2 separate regions of the Homo sapiens genome follow, and region 1 is linked to region 2. Evidence: chromatin contacts called from ENCODE Hi-C or POLR2A ChIA-PET data. All regions are on one chromosome and are shown on one strand. The core of a region is the stretch at or near the end of the contact, and the rest is flanking DNA. Distances in the headings are between cores, read along the strand shown. Region 1 has its middle 38 kb from the start of ROCR. Region 2 holds the start of SOX9 (SRY-box transcription factor 9).

The links. Hi-C counts contacts between places; a loop is a spot of excess contacts on that map. ChIA-PET counts read pairs that join two places held with the same protein, here RNA polymerase II (POLR2A). Pooled maps may share reads with other maps.
Region 1: a pooled map shows a loop between it and region 2 (2.3-fold over the local background). The contact joins the enhancer-like site here to the promoter of SOX9 in region 2. A Hi-C loop is called at or near these places in 11 of 168 maps with a recorded cell type or tissue (Calu3, PC-3, PC-9 and 6 more) and 15 of 50 pooled maps. POLR2A ChIA-PET finds 5 or more read pairs at or near these places in 2 of 52 experiments (AG04450 and MCF 10A).

What each region holds. Positions count from the first base shown.
Region 1 is chr17:71,986,285-71,989,952 of GRCh38, forward strand. No RefSeq gene overlaps it. Among named protein-coding and RNA genes, the nearest start is that of ROCR, 38 kb to the right of the region's middle. Within about 2 kb of position 1,532, at least 2 of the 41 ENCODE cell types and tissues checked have a DNase peak (open chromatin) inside an H3K27ac peak, as active enhancers do; they include PC-3 and mammary epithelial cell, where a contact is called at or near this core.
Region 2 is chr17:72,118,459-72,122,329 of GRCh38, forward strand. It overlaps SOX9 (SRY-box transcription factor 9), which reads left to right and starts at 2,562. Exons shown (of 3, transcript NM_000346.4): 1 at 2,562-3,364. The coding sequence starts at 2,934. It also overlaps a transcript of SOX9-AS1 not described here. RefSeq lists an enhancer at 1,225-1,725, promoters at 1,827-2,594, 2,449-2,594 and silencers at 2,208-2,537, 3,448-3,547.

The DNA.
Region 1 (3,668 bases), core at 282-2,781, 130 kb before region 2:
AACCTTACTTCAAAGGGAGCAACATTTTTGTAGCCCCTCCGCAAAAATGGGATAAATGGTCCTATTGTCTTGACTCTATCAATATTGGTAGTGGAGGATAACATGAAGACCCTATTTCCTCCACTCTCCATCTGTACTTTGATTCTTGTAGATATGCATCCATCTACTTCCATCTGTTCTGTCAAGTGCAGAGAGAAGATGGTAACTTTTTCAAGAAGTCTAAACCAAGTTAGAAAAATCTCATCACACAGGACCTAGAAGCCTCCAGTTGTGGAACTCTCCAGTCCACAAGCCCAATTCCAATAGCAAATTGAAGGGTCTGGAAACAAAAAGAGGCGGGAAACTCACGCATTCTTGTATATTTTTTATGCTCTCTCTGCCTCTTAATTGTTTTTCATACAACATTCACGATTCATAAAATTCATGAGTTCATACTAGATTCATACTACATTCATGTTGAGACCTCTAAAAGGACATCACTAAGCCTGGTTTCTATGTTATGGACTCAATACTTCATCAGTCTCACAAGGAAGTCCAGAAACATCCTGGGAAAGTGGGAAGTGGAATGTGGAGTATCTCCTTTTGTTTCTCCTCACAATCTTAAATTTCTTCTCTTACCCGTAATGAATCCAAGAAGCTATAAGATATAAAATAATAATTGATGGACTATAATTTCTTTTCTTAAAGTTCTATAGTTCTGGATTTTAATGATATTAAGATCATCTGAATCTAGTCCACAACATAGCAGTTAGTCATTTGACATTTCTCACTGACCCACCTCCCCAACCCCCAGCTGAGTAATATGGCTCAAAGATAAAAAGAACTGGTTCTTCCTTGTTAAGACTGTTTATCTAGGGTTAAATTTCTGAAATGGATTTCTATAATTCATGGAACTCATTTGCAAACCCCAAGTAACCAACATCCACTGATCCAATGTTTCCTTTCCACAGGCTGCTTCTATCATTCAAGACAGTAAAAAAATCAATGATATTTCTTTCCTGAACTTTCTTCCAATTGATTTTACAGATGGGGCCCTCACTATGTACAATGCCATGTAATTCACAACTAAAAGAAGGCATTTCTATGTGGACAAACTTTTAGCTACATTGAATTCTATCAGATAATGTACAAATTTCAGAGGATAAAAACAGTCTCTTTCTCGTAAAGGTCATTCCCACCCATTTTCAAGTCCTCGTATTACAAATAAACATTGAGCACATACTATGCACAAAACAATTTTGGTCTGTGTATTTTTCCCATAATACTTTCATATTTCATTTATTTCTCTATGTCTTCTACTCCCCTAAAAAGCCATTATTCTGAAATGAAACTTTTTTTTGTTTTTTAGAAGCAAGCTCAAGGCACGCTTTCTCACCTTCAAGCCCAGTCCATGTTCTTAAAGTTGCAGAGAGTTGTCTTTCAGGGTCCCCTTCAATGCCAACGCCCCCCCCTCCACCACCACCAATTTTCAAGGGACAATAAATCATCTATTTCCACACTGAAACTGAAACTGACAACTGCTGAGAGCGTCTGCCAAAGGGTGTGTCATAGCCAAAGGCAGTTAGAGTCCCTACCAGCATCCTGTTCTCAGACTTGGGGACCTGAGATACCACTGGAATTTGCCTAAATGCCAGAATCAATAACAGAGCTCCCAGTGGAAAGTTCAGGATGTCCCCCAGACCACTCCCTCAACCTGCTGAATACAACATGCTTCTTGCAGGAGGATGCTGTGTTTATCAACCAGGGGACCCTAGAGACGCTGTACTTGTAACCAGTCAGAATCCACCACCCCTCATGGCAGAGTGCTTATGTATTATTTATCCCACTTTTTAAGATGGGAGAATCTGTCTAGTCTATAATACTATTTGAAATCATCACCTTTGATAGGCATCCTCCTTTATTAAATGTGCTTATATGTTGACATCCTGCTTTCTCTGTTTACATTTCCTTAACTTTCAGTCTTCAAGAGAATACATGAAAACCTAAAAGATCACCATCACAGACTTCAAGGCAAATTTTAAGACAGGAAAGCTTGATTTAATTTGGTGTGTTACATCTATTAAATGGATGAGAAACATGTTCCTTAGATGGAATGAGTTGAAGAAAGAAATCAATCAGGATTGATGAATAAACCAGATTGCCTTCCAGGTCTTTCCAAGTTACTGGAGCCACAGTGTGGCTTTGTTGTTTGGCTTAGAGGAAATTCCCACTACATCAGCAGAAACACATTGAAAGATAACACTAAACAGAACTTTAAAAAAAAATCTGCAATTGAGTTTATTATCTCAAAATTCAAAGTATCTAATTAGGAAATTTTTTATAATTGTGTGTACACGTACACACAAGAAAGGAAAGGGATATAGTGATACAAACAGATCATTAGTACTCCATAGAGGTGGGACATTGAACATAAATTAAAGAAGCCTTTACCAAAGTAAAGCAACTTGGCTGAAATTTTGCTGTAAGAGAGCTACATGGAATCAATGCTAAAGTCTCAGCAACAGCCTGCAAAAATTAAGGAAAATAACCTGCTGAGATACACACCATGTGTTAAGACTACTGTCTGAAGCTATATAGTACACAGAAGCTAGCTTCTTTTTTTACCCATCTGATGCTACATTTGACAGGCAATTTACAGTCTGAGTAAGGCATTAATTGTTTTATTAAAGTGGTAAAATAGAATTTAGAATATATGCACTACTTAACTTTCACACCAGATTATCATGTAGGGTCTGGCCAGTCTGCGATGTGTACAGTAACACTCCATTTTTAACCTGCTTCTCTTCCTTACTTTTCATCAAACACAAATGCCTGCAGAGGATGTGTACTTCTTTTAAATGCATAGAGCAAACCAGGTATAAAAGAGAGATGCCCAGCTACTTATGTTGCAAGTAAAGATAGGCCATCTTGCATTGTCTTTTAACACTAAACAATGCCTGTCTTCACACTGTACGTATGAGGCAGCTAATTTGAGATTCTCTGCTTCTACACACTCATGCTATGAAAATGTATGCACACCCTCAGCTTTAACTGTCACTTGTATGCTGTTGGTTGACAACTCTCCAATCTATTTTTTCCAGTTCTTTTATTTCTGCAAAATTCTACAAGTTCATCTGACTGTCTGGTAAACATCCCCACTTAGGTGTCTGACAAGCACCTCAAACTTACTATCTTTCATGCCAAACCGAAGACTGCTTCACAAGGGGAATTAGAACCCCATGGCATATATATTAAGGGAGAGTCTGCAATTCAAGTAACATCCAAGCCCTAACCCTTTCCTGTCATATCCTGCAAGATCCCTCCTTATCTTCTCTCACCCTCCCTCACACCCACTCTGCCCCAAGCACATGGGACCTTCATTACATTCACAAGTCTGGATCACTCCAACCAGGAAGACTTTGCATTTGCAGTTCACTTTCTAGATGCTTCTCTAATATTTGCATATCTGTGCTCTGATAACCACACAAGTCTCAGCTCAAAGGAAGCTCTTCCAAGAGGATTTTCCTGTCCTGCAGGCTCCTCTTTCCCTGTCTCTCTCTATTGCTGTACCCTGATTTATCTTATTTATGTTATCTTCAACATCAAAAGCTCTTATTCCTTTTAAAAATGCTTTATTCCCCCCAACGACAGCAGCAACTTTGCCCGCCTTAGTTAATATTACGCTGGAG
Region 2 (3,871 bases), core at 1,312-3,811:
TAGACTTGGCCTGACGGTGGCAACGCTTGGCACCTGGGGGATAGGGGCCTTCTCCTGGCCTCAGTCCCCAAATTCTGCGCAGAATAGAACGGCTGGCATCTCAAGTGCTCTTTTTTCACCCGGATCTCTACAGACACAAGTTCCCTCACTGAGCTGCGCAGAGGTGGATCCGCACAGGAGGGAATATCGCGTAGGAATTCCTGCAAATATAAATCTCAGCAGCAAAGCAGTCCAGATTGACTGGAACACACCACCCCCAGCCACCACCATCCAAGTTTTCCCTGGTTCTCGGAGTTGGAAACAGTTTCTGGGCTTTTGGCGCCCCCTCTGGATACAGATGAAAACTGCAGTCCATTTTTAAGTCGCCTGTTCATAAGTTTTCAGGAAGATGTAAAATTCAAAAATGCTTGCATCAAATCAACGGGAAATGTATAAATCCCCGTCGTTTATGATGTAAAACTCTACATATTAGTATCTTATTGCATAATTGCATTAAAAGTATATTTATACATATACGTATATATCTTGACATATATTTAGTGAAATATTCCAAAATATCTTAAAGTCATAGCCCTCTTCACTGACTTTATTCCAGCAAACATGGTAATTACAATATCATACAACTAAGTACAGACGACCTGGCTAAAATGTCTGCCCGATGGTCTCCGAGTCTCCTGAATCAGGTGTCTGAGAATTACACAGTTATACTGTACACACAATGCCCTTCTACCCGGGACACAGAAATAGGTCCACACTACGCGGACTTTTTTCTCCTAGGAAAGGACGATGCTGTTCTTACACTTTCTGAAAGTAATCACAGAGCCCTGGATACGAAGCTATTGTATGCAAATCTCTTAAATTTGTAAACGAGCTATAGGGCACCAGAAACATCCCATTTGAAGAAGTTACATTCGTTAAAAAAAAAATGCTGTTGAACAAGGCTGTAACTTACTACCTTATGAAGAGTTCCATTTCCTATAAGAAATGTCGGGCTTCTTCCGAAGACAACGAGAGAAAACAAGATTTTAAGAAATTCTCCCGGAAGGACATTGATTTGGATCTTGTGATAGTGTCCTCACTTCGCAAATTAGAAAGGGAAAAAAAAACTAGTTTTTATTATGATGTGGGCCGATTCACCACAACAATAATTTAATTGAGGCGAATTTTTGCAAGAGCCCAAAAGGGTGGGGGGGGGGGGGGAGTTTAAAATTAAGAGTTTCCCAATGCTGTGCGTTTATTTGGGATTCTGAAAGCACAGAACCCGCAAGCGACCAAGACTTTTCTTCTATCCCAGAGCAGATAGCTCCGCACTTACCCAACCTGGCTCTAAGCATTTCGTGTAAACACAAAGGTTGTGCTCAAATCACACTTGAAATACATGAGAGACACCACCAATGCCTCCCCCAGAACTCCCAACTACATGCAGGTCTGAACCGACCGGACTAGAGTCAGAAGCACCGGCGCTTCACCCCTTCAGGTGTTTCGTAAATGCCAGCAAAAGCAGGCAAGCAGCATGACTCCGCCAGAGTGGAGCGTTTTGTCTGCGGTGGTGCCCATTTGTTTGGTCTTTTACAAACCAAGTGACCGGCCTGGGCCTCGCGGCCCGGGACAGCCGCATTGGCAAACTTCTATCTCTCAAAGCCAGAGCAGTTAGCAAACTCTCCCCCAGACAGGGCGACTCGGCTGACGTTTTTGACCCGGCCAGGAGGCAAAGACCAAAACGTCAGAGCAGTAGCCCTGTTACTGAGGAGCGTCGGCAGGGTCGCGGGTAGAGGGGGCTGGAGAATGACTTGTCAGAGCTCAAGGTCGATGTGGCGCGGGGCGGCCTCGAGAGCGCCGGGCTCCTGCGTGGCCACGGCCGCCGCTGCCAACCTTCGCGGGGACTTAGCTTTGCTTTCCATTGACTCCCTTTGCAAAAGCGCAGCAGAATCCTGACCAGCCGCACCAGCCCCGGCGAACCCGAGCATGTTAATCTATTTATATGGATTATTACGGAGGAACAGCGGGCGTTGAGTCACCAAAACATTTGCTTCAAAAGACTATTTCTAAGCACTTTTGCAGGCAGGCAGGCTCGCTCCAGGCGCGTAAACTCGGCTACGCATTAAGAAGCGGCTGCTTTTCGAATACTGCAAACTCCAGCTAAGTCCCCGGTGCCGCGGAGAGAGCAGTGAAAAGAAATGTCGGAGGTGGGGGTAGATCCTAGTCTAGACACACACACTTGCGCGCACACACACACACACACACACAAGATTCGCGCGGAGAAGGCACTAAAATTCTGGCATTCCGAGAGTACGACAAACTTACACACTTGGAAGTCCCGGGTCCCCCGCCTTCCCCGCAGCACCCCCCGCCCCCCCACCCTACCGTCCGCCCTTTGGCTGCGATCCCCTCCCCTCTCCTCCCCTCCCGCCTCGTCACCCAGCCCAGTGCCACAATCCTCCTCCCTCCCCAAAATCGGGTCCAATCAGCTGCCTGCCAACCCTGGGACTGCTGTGCTGTGATTGGCGGGTGGCTCTAAGGTGAGGCGGAGTATTTATTAAAGAGACCCTGGGCTGGGAGTTGGAGAGCCGAAAGCGGAGCTCGAAACTGACTGGAAACTTCAGTGGCGCGGAGACTCGCCAGTTTCAACCCCGGAAACTTTTCTTTGCAGGAGGAGAAGAGAAGGGGTGCAAGCGCCCCCACTTTTGCTCTTTTTCCTCCCCTCCTCCTCCTCTCCAATTCGCCTCCCCCCACTTGGAGCGGGCAGCTGTGAACTGGCCACCCCGCGCCTTCCTAAGTGCTCGCCGCGGTAGCCGGCCGACGCGCCAGCTTCCCCGGGAGCCGCTTGCTCCGCATCCGGGCAGCCGAGGGGAGAGGAGCCCGCGCCTCGAGTCCCCGAGCCGCCGCGGCTTCTCGCCTTTCCCGGCCACCAGCCCCCTGCCCCGGGCCCGCGTATGAATCTCCTGGACCCCTTCATGAAGATGACCGACGAGCAGGAGAAGGGCCTGTCCGGCGCCCCCAGCCCCACCATGTCCGAGGACTCCGCGGGCTCGCCCTGCCCGTCGGGCTCCGGCTCGGACACCGAGAACACGCGGCCCCAGGAGAACACGTTCCCCAAGGGCGAGCCCGATCTGAAGAAGGAGAGCGAGGAGGACAAGTTCCCCGTGTGCATCCGCGAGGCGGTCAGCCAGGTGCTCAAAGGCTACGACTGGACGCTGGTGCCCATGCCGGTGCGCGTCAACGGCTCCAGCAAGAACAAGCCGCACGTCAAGCGGCCCATGAACGCCTTCATGGTGTGGGCGCAGGCGGCGCGCAGGAAGCTCGCGGACCAGTACCCGCACTTGCACAACGCCGAGCTCAGCAAGACGCTGGGCAAGCTCTGGAGGTAGGACCCGGCGGGGGCGGCGCGGCAGGGTGGGCATCGCGGCGGCTGGGGGCGCTGGTCAGGGCTGATTTGCCCCGCCCCGCCTCCCATCGCCCGGGAGTTGCCGTTCCGGGAGCCGGCGGGATGGGGTTGGGAGTGGGAATGGGGTGTAACTGTGGCTCAGAGTTTGACAAAGTTCTTGGGCTGCTCGCGGGGACGCGGAGGAGGGGGGTGGTAAGTGGAAGAGGTGAGGGAGGTAGCTGGAGGATGGACGAAGACTGGTGGGAGACGGAAGGAGGGGGCTGCCAGCCTGCTCTCCAGTCGCCTGGAAGCTCAATCGGGGCGGGGAAGTGAAACTTGCCTCCCTCCTACCCGGCCTCTTAAAACTGCACTCTCTCGTGCAGCCCCACTGTCCACGGAGATGGGGCAAGGGAGAAACCGAGGTTGGAGGAGACCCTTGGCAGGAACTGGGAGGCGGGAGGAGGGAGGCTACTGGAAATAGGTGGGAGTGTATGGTGGGGGGTGAGA